Regions from separate parts of the Mus musculus genome. Here region 1 is linked to region 2. The links are chromatin loops, found by intact Hi-C in ENCODE. Cell type or tissue: heart. All regions are shown on one strand. Links, peaks and the distances in the headings refer to the core of each region. The heading gives the core; the rest is flanking DNA.

What was found. A loop is a pair of places that touch in the nucleus more often than their neighbours do. Peaks named below come from ENCODE experiments on the same cell type or tissue, not always from the same donor. Only the 100,000 strongest peaks of a DNase experiment are listed, where the experiment ranks them.
Region 1: it touches region 2 in a loop (1.8-fold over the local background); 3 of 42 quality-filtered maps call a loop at or near these places.

Annotation. Positions count from the first base shown.
Region 1 is chrX:56,679,177-56,687,327 of GRCm38, reverse strand. It overlaps Gm39515 (a long non-coding RNA gene), which reads right to left and starts at 4,851. Exons shown (of 3, transcript XR_878113.2): 1 at 4,549-4,851; 2 at 3,942-4,118; 3 at 2,437-3,765. In heart, for the core only: no CTCF peak of the experiment used is centred there; a DNase peak (open chromatin) is centred at 3,567.
Region 2 is chrX:56,727,741-56,735,891 of GRCm38, reverse strand. It overlaps Fhl1 (four and a half LIM domains 1), which reads right to left and starts at 4,131. Exons shown (of 7, transcript NM_010211.3): 1 at 4,024-4,131. In heart, for the core only: no CTCF peak of the experiment used is centred there; a DNase peak (open chromatin) is centred at 4,531; H3K4me3 peaks cover 1,513 bases; H3K27ac peaks cover 2,472 bases; H3K27me3 peaks cover 285 bases.

The sequences.
Region 1 (8,151 bases), core at 2,511-5,010, 48 kb after region 2:
TCATTGGAATCATCACAGATACAAGACAGCAGGACCTACTCAATGAAACAGTTTCCTGAATGATTATGCTCAGGAGAATCAATTCTCAATACTGAAACCATGGTATAGCTCTAGGAATATATACCTATCTTCCTCCCTCCCTCCCTCCCTCCCTCCCTCCCTCCCTCCCTCCCTCCCTCTCTCCCTCCCTCCCTCCCTCCCTTCCTCCCTCCCTTCCCTCTCTCTGTCTTTTCTTCAACCCATCTGCAGTCTTCCTTCCCTTCTCTCCTCCCCATCCATCCCCACCACCTCCCCTCTGCCTCTCCCAATCACTCCTCCATTTCTCTTCAGAAAAGAAGAGGCCTCCCATGAATATCCAGCAGTCATGGCACATCAAATTGCTGTAAGCTCTCCACTCCTAGTAATGCTAGATAATACAACCCAGGAAGAGGAAAGGGTTCCAAAGGCAGGCATCAGAGTCAGAGACAGTTTCTGCTGCCAGTGTTAGGAGTCCCACAAAAAGACCAAGCTTCCCAACTGTAACATATGTGCAGAGGGCCTAGGTCAGGCCCATGCAGGTTCCTTGATTGTCAGTTCAGTCTCTGTGAGCCCCAATGAGCCCAGGTGGGTTGCTTCTGTGTGTTCTGTTCTTGTGTTGTCCTTGACCCATCTGGCTCTTACAATCCTCTCTCTCTCTCTCTCTCTCTCTCTCTCTCTCTCTCTCTCTCTCTCTCTCTCTCTCTCTCTTCCCCCCACTGGATTCCCCACAATCTGCCTAATGTTTGGCTGTGGTTTTCTGCATCTGTTTCCAACAGTTGCTGGGTGAAGCCTCTCTGATAACACCTGGACTAGGCACCAATGCATGAGTACACTTGGAATATCATTAGGAAGAATTTTCTATTCTAAGTCTCTGGGCTATCCAGCCTCTGGGTCCTAGCCCTCCAGGCAGTGTCAGGGTGGGCTCTCCCTCATGGTATGGGTCTCAAGCTGGATCAGTCATTGGTTGGCTACTCCCACAGTTTCTGTACCACCTCTATCCTATTCCTTTAAGAGACTTTAGAATAAACTGAAAGAGAAAAAGAAGGCAGCTGTAATATAGCAAAGCAACTCAAGAGATATGCTTGCTCACTGAGGAAAATGATCTAATAGTTCAGACAAAATTGATATTAAGAATAAAAGGAACATTTTATAGTCATTTCCTTGAGTAGATGAAAGTGGATGGGAATTTAGTGAAGAAATGGAGAAATTACTGTTAGGCAAGATATTTCTGCCATTGTGATTTATTTAGTAGCAGGACAGCAGCATTTCTTTATACCTTCTGATCACATCTGTTTCCTCAGTGAGATAAAAAACAAAAACAAAAACAAAAACAAAGATTACACCAAAAATGAAGGTGAGATGAGGAAGTATTGGAAGTCTGAAGAGAGAGGGAGTACCTAGAGCCTAGCCCTCAGGGAGAGATGGAGAGTAAATTATGCAAATAGGTTGCTAAGCAACTTGAAGGACCCACTTGTGCTTGCCCATCAGGATTTTAAAGTGAGATCATCATTAGGCATTATGTTTTCCTGTTTTGCCTTAGTACTATCTCAGGTGCAGGTGCTTAGTTGGAAACTAGTTGAAGTTCAGATGGTTGAGGGGTTTGCCAAAAGAATAGGCAGATGCAAGGAAGACAAGGAGTATGTGTATGTGCAAGGAAGGGATATGGAAGGGGGCAGTGCAGTGAGGTAAGAGGACATGAAGGAGGTGAGGGACAGTTGAAGGTGAAGGAGACTTGCTAGATGGGGAGTCCCATGTAATGAAAAGATAATCAGAATAAAGAGAGAGAGGCTATGAGTTTGTGAGAGAGTGAAGGGCATGTGGCAGGCTGGAGGGAGGGGATGAATGGTGCAATTATATTTTAATTTTAAAATCACAAATGAATGGAGAGTAGGAAATTCAGTTTCCTACCTACCTATCCATGCAAGAAAACATTTTGGACATTTTAATAAAAATGGTGAGCCAGATATGGTGGCGCATGCCTTTGATCCCAGCACTTGGGAGGCAGAGGCAGGCGGATTTCTGAGTTCGAGGCCAGCCTGGTCTATAAAGTGAGTTCCAGGACAGCCAGGGCTACACAGAGAAACCCTGTCTCGAAAAAAAAAAAAAAAAACAGACAAACAAAAACTAATAAAATTTAAAAAGTAAAAATGATGAAGGCCAGGTATCTTAGGGTTTTACTGCTGTGACCAAGGCAACACTTATAAAACATTTAATTGGGGCTGGCTTACAGTTTCAGAGGTTTAGTCCATTATCATAGTAGGAAGGATGGCAGCCTGCAGGCAGACATGGTGCTAGAGAAGCCCAGAGTTCTACATCCTGATCTGAAGGCAGCCAGGAGGAGACTGTCTTCTGCAGGCAGCCAGGAGGAGGTTCTGATTCCACACTGGGCAGAGCTTGAGCATAGGAGACCTCAAATCCCATGTCCGCAGTTACACACTTCCTCCAACAAAGCCTCACTTATTAAGGCAACACCTCCTAAGAGTGGCAGTTCCTAAGGCCAAGCATTCAAACACATGAATCTATGGGGCCAAACCAATTCAAACCACCACACCAGGTCTAGGTTATAATCATGAAAGTGGTTGAGGTAGAGCTAGAGGCAGACAAGAGTCCTTGAGGAGAGGAGATCAGGAACTAAGTGGTCCCAATGAGAGGGTCATCTTGCTCATGGGCATAATGAATGGGCTTTATTGTAAGCTTGAAACTCATGTGGAAAATAAATCTTCATCATGAAATCATGAATATTAAGAAGTGGGAGCAGATGGGCATGGTAATCCCAGAACCCTGGAAACTGAGGCAGAAGGTTCACAAGCTCCAGGCCCAACTCAGCAACAGTGCAAGAATGCTTCACCAAAAGGTGCAATCAGAACTCTGCCCTCATGAATGGATTAATACAGCCATGGATGAATGGGTTCATGGTAGGTTAGCTGCTAGTAGGTCTGTTATTAGAGTCTCTCACTCTCATGCAGCCCTTGTCTTCTTGTCATGTAATGCCTGTGCCACACAGGGACTCTGCCAGCAAGAAGGTCACCACCATATGTGGTTCCCCCCCAACCTTGGACCAGATTTAGTATCTCAAATAAGCCTCTTTTCTATAAAACACATTCAATCAAAGGCTTTGTGTTATTAGTAACAGAAAATGGACTGGTGTAGGACCTTTTATGGGAACTTTGGAAAGCTGAGGAAATGTGTTGAGGAAAAGGAATTCCTATGTCAAATGGAGATGGGAACCCCTGTGTAGAGTGTTTAGAAGTTGTGGGAGATCTGATTATGAGTCTTCCGATTTTGTATAGTCATTTTTTTTGACTTCAGGAGAATATTAAGTGTCATGGGCTGAACGAATATAGAAGTCACCTGGGTGATGTGGCCTGCTCATGCACTGAGGATTTCGTCTTAGCTTCCAAGGAAAGGGTGTGGAGCCGTAGGGGCATGATGTAAACCTGTGGACATACTCCAACTTCAGACTAGAGCTCCATCGCCATCTCTGCCGGCGTCGTCCCGTTTTCCACTGGCTCCCATCAGGCTTCCACGTCCTCCTTTCTGCGGAACTTACTCTTGCCAAGGACACCATTGACCTCCCTGAACTCAATTTCACAGTCATTCTGTTGTCTCTGTCTCAGTGTTCAGCAGTAGCAGGAGGCACGATGCCAGCTTCTTCCTTCTTAAAGCACTTGCTTTTTCCCAACTGCTTCTGAGAAACAGCTGCCTTTCTTTCCTCACTGGCTGCTTCCCCTCCTGTGCTGGAGACATCTAAGTGGAATGATTTGGGGGCTGCAGAACTCAGTTCGTGATCCGTGCTTCCCCCTTTCTGCCTGTTTCTCTTGAGATTGCCTCTCCAAACTGATGGTCCCACTGAAAGAACTATGCTGACTGGCTGCCCTTCCTAAGTGGGAACCCTCTCATGGGCTTTAGATCCCCATACTTACACTTCCCCCTGGGCATTTCTTCAGATTCTCAGGGTGGTGGTGGTGGGCAGCGGCGGAGGTGGCGGCGGCGGCAGTGGTGGTGGCGGCGGCGGTGGTGGGTGCATGCATGCAGGCACACACTTGCTACAGAGTCTGAAGACAGTTTCCAGGAGTTGCGTCTCTCTTTCTGCATAGGCTCTGTGAATCGAACTCATGTCATCAGACCTGCACAGTCAGGAGAAGACCCTTTTTACCCCCCCCCCCAACAATTTGACATAGCAGCCAGGTTAAAAGTTACCATTTGAATGCTGGGTGAATGAATTGAACAAATGAACTGATGAACGATGAAATCAGTTAGTTAAATGTCACCCTTGGAGGAGAGTGACAGTCTTCATATGGAAGTGGCAGACCAAGAGAGGAGTCTACATAGTTTATTAAGGGTCCAAGAGGGGTCATCAGTGGCCTACATTCTTCTGGCATGAACCACTTCTGTCAATCATTAAAGAAGAGCGCTGGAAAAGGTTCTTTTGAAACCTTGCAAAGAGCTATTTCAGGCCCTTGCTGTGGTAAGAACAACTAGATCCTAGCACATAATAGACTGAAGGGAGGGACTAGCAGAAGCACTTACCTTCTCAGAAGTTTTGGTGGGCGATGAAGACTGATTGATTAGTCAGTGACAGGTAAAGACCTGAACCACAAATTTTACCATAATATACCTAACAAACTACATGCTGTTTGACTAATAATAAAGCCCAGGGCAGGACTGAGTTGTCCAGATGTCTGTGGCCATTTTGAATAATCTCAACTTTTCTGGAGGGCAGTGTACTAATGGCTACTAGACCCCATACTCCAGCACTGCCTTGACTCTAGCTGTCTGCATACCCCACCTCCCTAGTCCACATGCCCCACCCCCACCATACCAACAGCAACAGTCATCATTCCACCTCCAGAAGCTCTGCCCAGAGGAACTTTTCCAACCTATTAAGCAGAGCTTTTCACTCCTGTGAATACTAAGAAGTGAACCTAATCAGAGCCCTTGCCAAGACAGCCTCTTTCTCTGTCTGAAGCCCACTTGCTTTTCTGAAAACTGCAAACTAAAGAAAGGACTCTCGAGCAAAAAGCCCCCTCCCTGCAACCTTCCTTTGGAGGTAAAACATGCCAGCTTGGAAGTCTCCCAAGGACCAGTGATGCCAGACTTCTTATGAACAAAGCCCAAATTCCTTCACATGCTGCCTGATTGATGGAAGTCCTGTGGGATCTGACCTTTGGAGGATTCACAGCCCAAAGGCGCCTGATTATTAAGTACTACCAGAATGGTCAAAAAGCTCAAATTATAAAAGCAAACACCCCAAATCCCACTTGCATGCCTTTATACATATTGTTGTGGCATGCTACACAAAACAATAGAAGGCATAATTCTTGCCGGTGTAAAGGTCCATGTAGACTGGACCACCATATGTGCAAAGGACATCCATCACTTAATGAAGAGCATGTAATGAAAGACAACGTGATCAGCAGTCTTCCTGCACCATCCCTGCCAAGGGCTTTGATGCTCTCGGTTCTCCTTTGGGTAGCCAGATATGATGAGCCAGAACCAAAATATGAGAATCAAGTTTCCACCCTCACTGAGAGCTAAAGATAATACTTCAAGTTTAACCGATGGTCCCTAGCACAAGAAAATCTCAAGACAAAAGAGTGTTCCCCTTCACCCGAATTGATTCAGAGCTGGGGCACTGAAAACATTCAGGAGGAATTTACAGCTGTGGCTCCAGCCCTAGGTAGTCATTGTTTCTCAGTCATCCATTTGACCATTCTCAATCATGAAAAAACAAAACAAAACAAAACAAAACAAAACAAAAACAAAAACAAAACAAAACAAAACAAAACAAAACAAAACCAAAACAAAACAAAACAAAACAAACAAAACAAAACAAAACAAAACAAAACTCGATTTCATGGGAAGTATATAAACAAATGTGGATCTGAGCAAATATTTCCTGGAGTTGGGCATTGGAGACACCCTATAGGAGAAATCGTTAAAGCAAAGAGAACTTGTAAAATTTATACATATGGGGGAAAGGTGGTGCCTTTTTTTTTTTTTTTTGAGTTAGGGTTTCATGTAGCTCAAGTTGGTCTCAAACTCAAAATGTAAACAAGGATAAGTTCAAACTCCTGGTTCCCCTGTCTCCACCTCTCCCCCTACCCTGTGCTGCCACACTAGTAGTAAAAAGTAAAGGGGAAAAAAGTGGAGGAAAAAAAGATTAAAAAAAAAAAAGCAAGTGGCTTAACTGGTTATCATTCTGCTTCAGGACTGGCCACACAACATCCCTTTGAAAAATGAGATTAAGAGAAGTGAGAAAGCAGAACTGTGGAGCAATGAGTGGACTATTTCATGACTTCTCAAAGCCACCAGCCTCAATACTCTGTCCCCACAGCAGTCCCGAGCACATGAGATGGAAGGGATCACCAAATGCCGATGTGGCCATGGCCTCTCGTCTGTCCCAACAATGCCAGAGCCACGCACAGCATGCCACATGTTTGCTTTGAAGGGACTCTTTCCTATCCCAACATGGCTGTGAGGCACGGGATGGAGCAAAGGGTTTCCTCGGCTTTAGCCCTGACCACTTTCAGCTGAATGAGTATAGTACACCAAGCCGTAGCATAATCCACTGGAAGCAGCGGGAAGGAGACGAGGAAATACAGGACATATGGTAAAGCCATTTGAAGTAGCCAATCAGTCCCTAAACAGAGAGGCAAGAGCCACATAATATTTCATTTGGGGAGAAATGAAATTGATATGCTGAAACCATTCATCCAAATCTCAATAGAGGTTTCTAAAGCACGGTGCCATGCAAAGGACAAGACTGCCTAGCTTCTGAGGACACTGTATGGTGGGTGCCATTCAGGGGACTACGTTTAGAACCTACAGCTAATTCCTTGAAGTAGCCGTACTGTTTGGTTTGCGTGGGTTTTGTTTAAATGGGCAAATATTGCCCAACAAGCCAAATGTCCCAAGTAGACTGCTCTACCTTGATGCCAGGAAGAAAGTGAAGTGGATTGTCTCAGATATCCCATTGTTGGCTCTGCAGAGGAACAATGTCCAGTACATTGGCAAGAGCATTAGAATAAGGATGTGATCTCCCAGGGGACCTTTTTGGAAGTGCAACTCTCATTTACTAGATGTGCAAGATCTGTTGTAATTTAAATAAATACAAAAGCTCCAATGTATTTTTTTCAAACCCACCCCTACTTTCCTAAACAGTATGTTGAGGAAGAGGGGAAGGGAACCAGTGGTATTTTGCCAAGTCATGTGATGTCACCTTGTTCACAAGCTGCTTCCTAAGGGTAGTGGACCTTGATGGTGCACACTTGTACTCCCAGAACTTTGGGGGTGGAGACAGCAGGATCAAAAGTTCAAGGTTATTGCTGGCTACGTAGTGAGGTTCAGACTAGCCTGGGTTACATGAAGTCTGTCTCAACTAAACGACAACAAAAATCAAAGAAAATCCCATAGCAAACTTTTTGTGAAAGGGTCATATGGGAACAATTTTGTGCCTTGAGGACCATATGGGCCCTGGCATATCAACTCAATTCCATGTACAGGTGGTGCGAAAATGACCATAGGCAGTACTGAAGCACATCAGAATGGATGTGTGCCAAGTAAATGCTCTCTGTAAAATCAGCCAGAGCCAGAGTTACAAGATTGGGTCCTCAAGCCCTAGCTTGCCAACCCCTGCTTTTAGGGCAATGCTGACACACATTCACAGACAGGGTTCTTGCTCGTCATCACCAAACAACTCACTGGAAGGTAGAGGGGCTAGCAGAGGTCCCCCTGGCTCCCATAATCGCTTTTCTCCAGCAGTTCTCAGCTGAATCCCATGATGTCATTCGGAAATGCAGTGGGTCGCTGACAGGGTCATATTACTCAGAGGAAAACAGGATGTTTGACACCTAAAACATTCAGAACAAGCCAGAGCTCATCTCTGGAAAAAAAAAAAAAAACCTCATATAATGAGATATAAGCGGGGGCAAGGGAAAAGTCAGTAATAGAAGGCTAACAGGGGGCGACCACTCATGGAAAAGGGATGCTGGCTTGAGCTCAGATGACCGCTGCTCCACCGAGAACATTTCTGCTTGCAGCTGTCACTTCAGTGGACAGATGACTTCATTTCAGTTCCTCTCAAATAGAGGGACAATAATCTCTCACTTGGGAGAAATACTATATGGTAGA
Region 2 (8,151 bases), core at 3,506-6,005:
AGCCATGTCTTTAATCCTAGCACTTAGAGGCAGAGTCAGGTGGATCTCTGTGTGTTTGGGCCAGCCGATCTACAGAGTGAGCTCCAGGTCAGCCACAGCTACACAGTGAGAACCTGTCTCAAGAAAAGAAAATGAGAAAGGTGAATTTAAACATCTATGAATCCTGTAAATTGCATTTAATCTATAGAAAATACCTTCACATATTGCATATATATGTATCAGTGGTCTATGTTGTACCCCATAAATACATACAATTATATTAACTAAAGAAAAAGGAGAAAGATGGGAGCAGTGGCAATAAGAAGGCAGAGGCAAGAAGATTGAGAGTTGGAGACTGGTTGCAGAACCTACCTATAGATAACAAAAGGCACAGATGGTCAAGTCGTCCATGTAAAATGATACAGTATTCACATATAACCTACACATATTTTCCCATATACTTTAAATCGCTCAAATTACTTATGATATTCAAAATCATGTGACTGCTATGTAGTCTTCAGACAACAAAGTCTATAAAGGCTTAATAAAGATGTCAATTTTGCAAATACTTTCAAGAAGACTAGTTGAATCCGAATCTATTTGTATTCCCCAAATGAAAAAGTATGTCCCAAGCAAAGTCACCACAAAGAAATTATTTCACTGTTTGTAGGCCTGAAGAATGTTTATTGTCTTCACAGTTGCTCTGTGGCTATCTAAGAGACTAGGCATCTTTTAATTATTTACAACAGATTAACTGTCTACACTTTTCTTTTCTTAATCAAATCAGAAACAACAGGAGCCATTTCTTACATACTCAGGATCTGGGTACAAGAGCCCCACCACCACCACCACAGTGACTCTGTAAATGTTTGTTGGAGAAAGGAATGGTCATATATTTTGCTTAATTACGCACTGTCCTGGCAGAGGGGTGGAAGCAGAGAGGGGGGCAGAGGCAGAGAGACAAGGGGGGGCAGGGAGAAACCTTTTTTTTTCCTGCTCTGTTCAACAGGAGCTAAAAGAAAAAAAAATCTCTTAAGAAAAAATAATTACAATATTCTCCCTTTTATCCCAAATCCAAACAACTGGATAGTTCAGTTAACAAAAAAAAAAAAAAAAAAAAAAAAAGGGCAGACAAAAGTTAAGGAAAGCAGCCAACGAGATAACGACTAAAGTTCAAGCAAGCAGGAACATTTGTTCAACTCCCACAAGGTTATAAAAGCCAATGTTTCTGGCACTAGGGGGTGGGAGTCAAAGGAGGGGTGAGGGAAGAGGAGAACCAGGAGGAAGAGATTAGGAAAACAGGGCAAAGCCTCAGGAGATTAGCTGCCGTGCCTTCAACAAATTATTTGTTTTTAATGGCTAAACTTGGGCTAGGGACATAGCCCTATGATAAAGGCGCCTGCTCCACACAGGAGGCCCTGGGTTCCATCTCCAAGACTACAGCAAATGAATAAATAATTCTTCAAACCGAAGGTGCGAGGGTGGTGAGTTTCTCACGCAAAAGTTCAATTGACAAGTTACTTTTAAAAAAAAGATAACAGAGTGAACTCTCTAAGATTTAAAACAATTACTTCATTGTCCTGTTCGTTTCTGAAAGTTCTTCATCTTTTTTTCCTCCCATCTTACAACAGGTTCTCAAAAAGCCAAGTAAAAGACTCCCTTTGCTCCTTTTGTTTAGAGAGCAACTTAAGGCCCATTTTCCCACCAACATACTGTTCCTTTTCACCACCTTCAGCATTATTCCTCAGACAAAAAACACCAGGCTAAACTTAGATTGTGAAAATCGGTTCTGTCTCACTGTTGCACTGGGGCAGAATACACACCACAGAAATGTAGAATAGTATACAACAGCATAAGCAAATACATTTTTCTTAATCCTGTAGACCCACTTATGTATTAACATTTGCAATAAACAAAGTCAGTATCTTATTGAGGTGATCCATTAATTTACTATATATTAAATCATCTCCAAAGAACTCATATAAGAGGTATTTTACCAATCTGCACATTCAAAATTTCATCCCCCAATCTAGACTTGCTTTAAAAATGTTTTCCTTCTCCAAAAAGATTAAATCATGGAATGGAAGCCTAGAATTTCAGAAGCCATATATGGTTACAGATTCTATACGGTAGTAGTAAAATGTGCACTTACTCTGTAGTGCATTGTACAAACCTTGGCCTATCTAACAAATTCCCTGTTGCATAAAGATTCTATTTGCCCTTAAAAATGGTAAATAAATGTTTTAAAAGAGTGAAGGTAGACTAGATTGGAACCTTATGTAACGGAAACAGGGAAGCATTATATTCCTAGCACATTTAAGGCCCATTGCTTTTTAATGCATATTCTTAAGAAAATATGGGCACGCATTTCCAAAGACAAAATTACCAACCCCAATCCTTTTCAAATGTGAGGAATGGGGAGTAGCCTGTTCCTGGGGATGGGCAAGGATGAGAACTCCTTATCCAATTCCACGTGGCCCATAATTTAAACTTGTGCTACTCTGTAAACATTCTCATTTCCAAGGAACATTATATTTATATTTAAACGGCCTTAATCAAGATAACAAAAATATTCCCAGTATTCTCTAAACTCGCAATACATTTGATAACATGGAGAATTACAAGCAATTACAAAATGATAGCTCCAATTAGGAAAACTGGATCTAGTCCAAATTCAAATCAAAAGAGGCTCAGATAGTCCCGATGGCATCATTTAAATGAAGAGAACAGAGGACTTCCAGCAAAGACATGTGTTCCACTCTTGCTGCATTTCTACGACAGAACTCTTGCCCTTCAGGAAATCCCAAAACCAAATCTGAAATCACATTCATACACTTTCTTGTCTCCTGTTCCCAATGTGCTACCCTAGTTGTGTGTGTGTGTGTGTTTGTGTGTGTGTGTGTATGGCGGGGGGGGGGGGGGAGGTGTCGTTGTAATCAGAATGAACCCAAGAAACTTGAAAGGCCCAAATGCAGAAAATACACAGCACATTCACTGTTTCCCTTGGCCTTTCTCATTCAAACCTCTACCAGTTGTGGAAGACTAAGCAATGGGAACTTGAGAAGCAGAAACCTCTTCCCAGGAGCCCAGAACTGCATCTAGTGGGAATTTTAAGCTTTCTGAAATTGAAAGGTCACACCCAGCAGTCTACCTAACCCACTTTGCCAAGGCTCAACCAAGGCTCAACCTAAGTGCTAGAACCTTCCACTTGCCTCCATGCTGAAGCTGAAATCCAGTCCCCTCTCCCACCCCCATCCCCCATATCACTGCCATTCCCCCTCAGAGAGCAGAACCACGACCAGCCTTCTCCCTCCATCACCATTCTCCTTGCACTCCAGTCCTCCCACTGCCTCCTCCCCAGCATCCCCAAAGGGAGCACAGCAGTTCCCTCAACATCTCCAAGAACCAAGGCAGGTTTCACCTTCCTCCCCTGCCCAACAGGCGCCATCCTTAATGTAAAAACCAATGAAGCCCCCCCCCCATCGTCATCATCATCCCCTGCTCTTCTCAACTGCTGTTAGCTATCCTTTAAAAAGAAAAAGAAAAAAAAAAAACCAAAAACAAAAACCAAAGGTGTTCCCACCTCGCCCAACCCCCACTGCCCGCCATCCTGGGTGAGAAAACCAAAAGCCCCCTCTTTTTACTCCCACCCTCCATCCTTGCAGAGGAAACACCCAAAGCCGCCCCCCTGCATCCCGGCCCCCAGGGGAGCGAAAGCCCTGGGGAGGAGGCTTAGGCACGCACCCTAAGGGACCTTGGAGCCCCAGGTTCCTCAGCCCCCAACGTGGGCGAGGCAGCGGAGGCCGGAGGCCGCAGGTACCCAAGCCCAGCAGGTCCGCGCAGCCCCGGAGTAGCGGCCACGGAGCACGAGCTGCGGCTCCCCGGGGACGCCGGAGGCGTGCGCACACACACACACACACACACGCACACGCACACACACACACACACACACACACACACACGCACACACACGCGCGCGCACACACACACACACACACACACACTCGCGGAGGGAAAGCGGGCTTACTGTCTGGGGATGCTCACCCGCGCAGCTGTCTAGGCGGCACCGGCGGCCGCTGCCAGCTCCGAGACCAAAGCGCAGCGGCGACAGCGGCAGCACAGGACTGAGCCCCCTCGGCCGGGCGGTGGATGTAGGGCGCGGGAGGGGCGCACGGGGAGGGGCGCAAGAGGGTGGGAGGGAGGGAGGAGGGAGCACGCGCGGGGGCGGGGGCGGGGGCGGGAGCGGGGGCGGGCGCAGCCCACTCGGGGCGGGGAGGGGTAGGGCGGAGCGCGCGTCCGCCTGGGCTCTGCCCGTGGTGCGAGGGGCTGCGGTGCGGGCAGATCGCGCTCGCGCGCGGGAGCCCAGTCGGGCAAGCGCGGGAAGGGGGCGCGGCTGCGTGGGCCCCGCCTCGGGAGAGGCCAAGCCGCTGGCTAGGCGCGCACAGTGCGCGCGAGAGGTGGCCGCGAGCCCGCGGTGGCGCGGCTTCCCGGAGCACCCCCTGCAAGCGTCCGAAGGGCACGCGGAGGGCGGGCCAGGGGCGCCCACCGCCCCCCTCCCTCGCGGGCTCAGGCCTTCGCTGGCTGCTGGGGAGTCACGAGTCACTGCAGGCAGCCACGGCCAGAGCCCGGGAGGTGGGAGCAACAAAGAGAGACAGCCAAGGTGGCCTCTAGCCTCTCCAGGGGCCTCGCTGACCTGCACAGCCCAGTACAGCCAGTGATTGCAGATCTCTTGGTTCCCACCACACTGAAAGACCCACCGACGACCTCTCCCCTTAATAACAAGCTGGACAGAACGAAAAGAGCCTTTATTCAGAGGGCTTTCCATCATTCCTAAAGCTCTCACAGCAGAGCTTCACATAGTGACTGACTCCGTCGTTCTTTCCCTAGTTCAGTTCAGTGAGCCCTCAGCATGTGCCCAGTACTGTGCCAAATGCTGTAGATACAGCACAGTTGTGCACACACTCGGCTTTATTGGTGGAAGAAGACAGATTATGAGCAAGTGAGAAAATAAACACAGTGGGATAAACTGCAGGATAAAAGGGTGTATAAATAATGCGAGAAAGAAGGTAGTATTTAATCTAAGCCTTGCATGGTATAAAAGCAGTGGGTGTAAAGAACCAAGGGATAACTTTCCAAACAGAAGGAGCAGAGGCAAGGAAGCCAGGAGAATCCCACCATGTCAGTGGAGGGAAGTAGAAGGACTTGGTTAGAAGAGGGTTGAAGGAATTGCAGGTGAACTAGAGAAACCTGCTTTTTTTTTTTTCCTTTTAAAGAGGACCCGAAAAGGACCAGAAGGAAGGAGTAGGGTCGAGGAAAACTTTGAAAGGTGAGAATAGTCAGTACTTAGAATGTCTAGTGAGTCAGGAGAGAGGTTCATTAAAGGAATCCAAAGTCTTGATTTAAAAACATGAAGGCCAGCTAGGAGAGGGGAGAATCAGCCCTTTATGTGGAAGCAGATGAGGCGGAGCAGCTGTGTATTTAAACCAAGCAAAAGGTCTAAACACTGCTGTTAGCTCGTCCCCCCGTCCCCCCCCCTCCAGCTTCAAAATTCAAGTGATGGCCTCTTTTACCCGACCCAATAGCTACTTGCAAAATTCCTTTCTCTATCTTGCTACCCAGAGCCTACGCCTCTTTTCTCTTTCTGAGCCCTTAGGCTCACTGAGGTCTGGTATTTCTGGATTTGCAAAAAAAGTCTCCCCACACATTTCTTAGGAAAGGAGACTGATCCGCCCCAGGCCATCATGGGAAGGCCTGGAACAATTAGCACCACTTCAAGCAGCTCCCCTGCATACCAGCCCTGGGCTCAACCAGAAAGAAACAGCCAAGAGCACTCAGTGCAAAAGCTCTGGGTGGCTCTGGACAGAGAGCCAGTTACTGGAGATTCTCAGATCAAAGCCTGGGCTCTGGCAGGCCTAACAAGGTCGGCTCCACCACCTGTTTCTGCTCTGCCAATTCAAGTCCCAAGTGATAGTAAAAAGTGGAGAAAGGAAGACAATTTATTCTATGGAGCCACATTGAGAAGAACAAATGAAGGTCTAGTGACTCCCAAATCCATGTAACATGAGGATTAGGATTGAATAGAGAGCCAGAAGTATGTGTAGCTGAGCAGTGTTGGCCAAGTTGGGTATGATCTGGAAACTGACGCGCCACTAGACTCCAGTCTGTCCCACAAGGAAGTCCTGATTGTAGTAGTCAATACTGTGTGAAATCTCTCCTTGGCAAGCAGGTTCTTCCTTCAACCTTTCTCGTTGCCCAGCAGGAGATTCCTGGGACCATTGTGATTATTTCACAATCAACTAGCCAAAGGGAAGGGCACAAGTATCTTTAGAATCTGACAGGAAAGTACAGACCCTTTCTTAAGGAACCTTCCATTGCCCAATTGGTAGAAATTGTCCCTTTCTTTCCTTTCACTTCTTTAACCTTCTTTCTTTCCTCCTTCAACCCCCACCAACTCCGTTCCACACATTCCTGCCTGTCTTTCTTGCTTCCTGTCTTACCTCCCAGGAAGTCTTGGGCACCTGATGTGAGCTGTGCCCCACCTCTCCCATCACCCTAACTAAAGCTGCACAAGCAAGGCCAGCCCTGTTCTCCCTCTAGCTGGTCACTTTCTTGCATTGGAATTCAACTTTTGGAGGTCACAGAAACACACTGTTTCAGTTAAAATATATAGAACTGTGGTGGTGTTGCTGAATAAGTAGAAGGAAAGGAGTTGTTCAAGGGGTGAGTTTGTTTTAGAACATTTTTGTAATCATCTAATGTGAAGATTCACACACAGAGACACACACTCACACACTCACACACACAAAAGGATAAATTCAGGTAGTCTAATCTCAGATCTGAGTATGCTTGGATTTTTTTGGTTGAGGAATATAATAGACATGAGGAAAGGAATATTATTTGAGCAAGACGTTAAATACATGTAGGTAGTATAAGAAAAGGTATATTTTCTTATGCTGAGGTCATTATACAATGTTCACACTCTAAATTCCTAACTACAGTCCTAAGCCTATCTCCCCAAAGGTGCTCCCCTGAAGGTCAGCTCCAGTCACTAAAAGAAGTCTCTAAATCAAGAATCAGGATAGTGGGTAGACTCTACAGCCACAGGACAGATCAAGGTGGTGTCTCTCCAGATGTGCAGAGTAGAGCCTTGCTCTTGGTCTCTGCCTATATTCTGTCCAGTGGGCGTCATGGGGGTGGAGAGGGGTAGGAGTACGTCTGGTTATCTTGAGTGAGTGATGTCATTGAGTTCTGGTTATCAGGAGCAGCCTTGGATGTTGTGGGGATCCTGACTAAGCTAATTTTACATGTCTAAAAGGCATTTCTTACTATGCTCATTACAGATATTCAATTTCAATAGAACGTTGAGTCCTCTTAGAAATGGAAATATGGAGCATTTAATACACAAAACTATCAATCCTTTGCCTTCTTTTCAAAAAGTATTGTTAGAGAGAGGGCTAAAAAGATAGCCCAGCGTTAGCATGAGCCCTGCATTGTGAGCAGGAGAGAGAAAGAGGGAGAGAGAAAGAAAGTAACAAGAATTAGCACAGTTTATATTCATCATCTGATGTAGTTTCATATTAGATATTATGTTCCCCACCTTACAGAGGAATAGACTGAGGCAAAGAAACTGTAGAGTCAGGATTTAAAAATAAAACAGGGAGCTTTCGAGCCCACAATCCCAACCAATAAACTGTAACTCCAAAACAACAAAAGAAGAGTGCTCATCACTTTTACCACGGCAATTCTATATGGCTACTTATTTCAGGTCAGTGATTTGTTTTCTTAAAGTGCCCATGCATCCAGATCCCCTTCCACGAGAGACCTTCAGACCTAAAACACTTGGTCCATTTGAGGTTCATCAAGCCTCATGATAATGGTGGAGGGCAGCATGAGCTCAGTGAGTGCATCTACCTACCACTGAGGCCAACCATCCTTTCCGCTCAGAGCCTGTGCGGAGGGAGCTGCATCTACCTGGATGGAGACTGCACGGTTCCCTCCCCGTGTTGTAGTCACTGAAGTTCATCCTGCCTAAAGCCGTTTGTGTGAAATCTTCACCACCTCTACATTTCAGGAGTAGCTCAGCCTCTGGAGATTCAGAGTTGAACTACTCTGTGTCGATCTCCATCCCAACCAATTTCTCTTCTGTTTCCTGTCTCTGAGGTTGCTATGTCA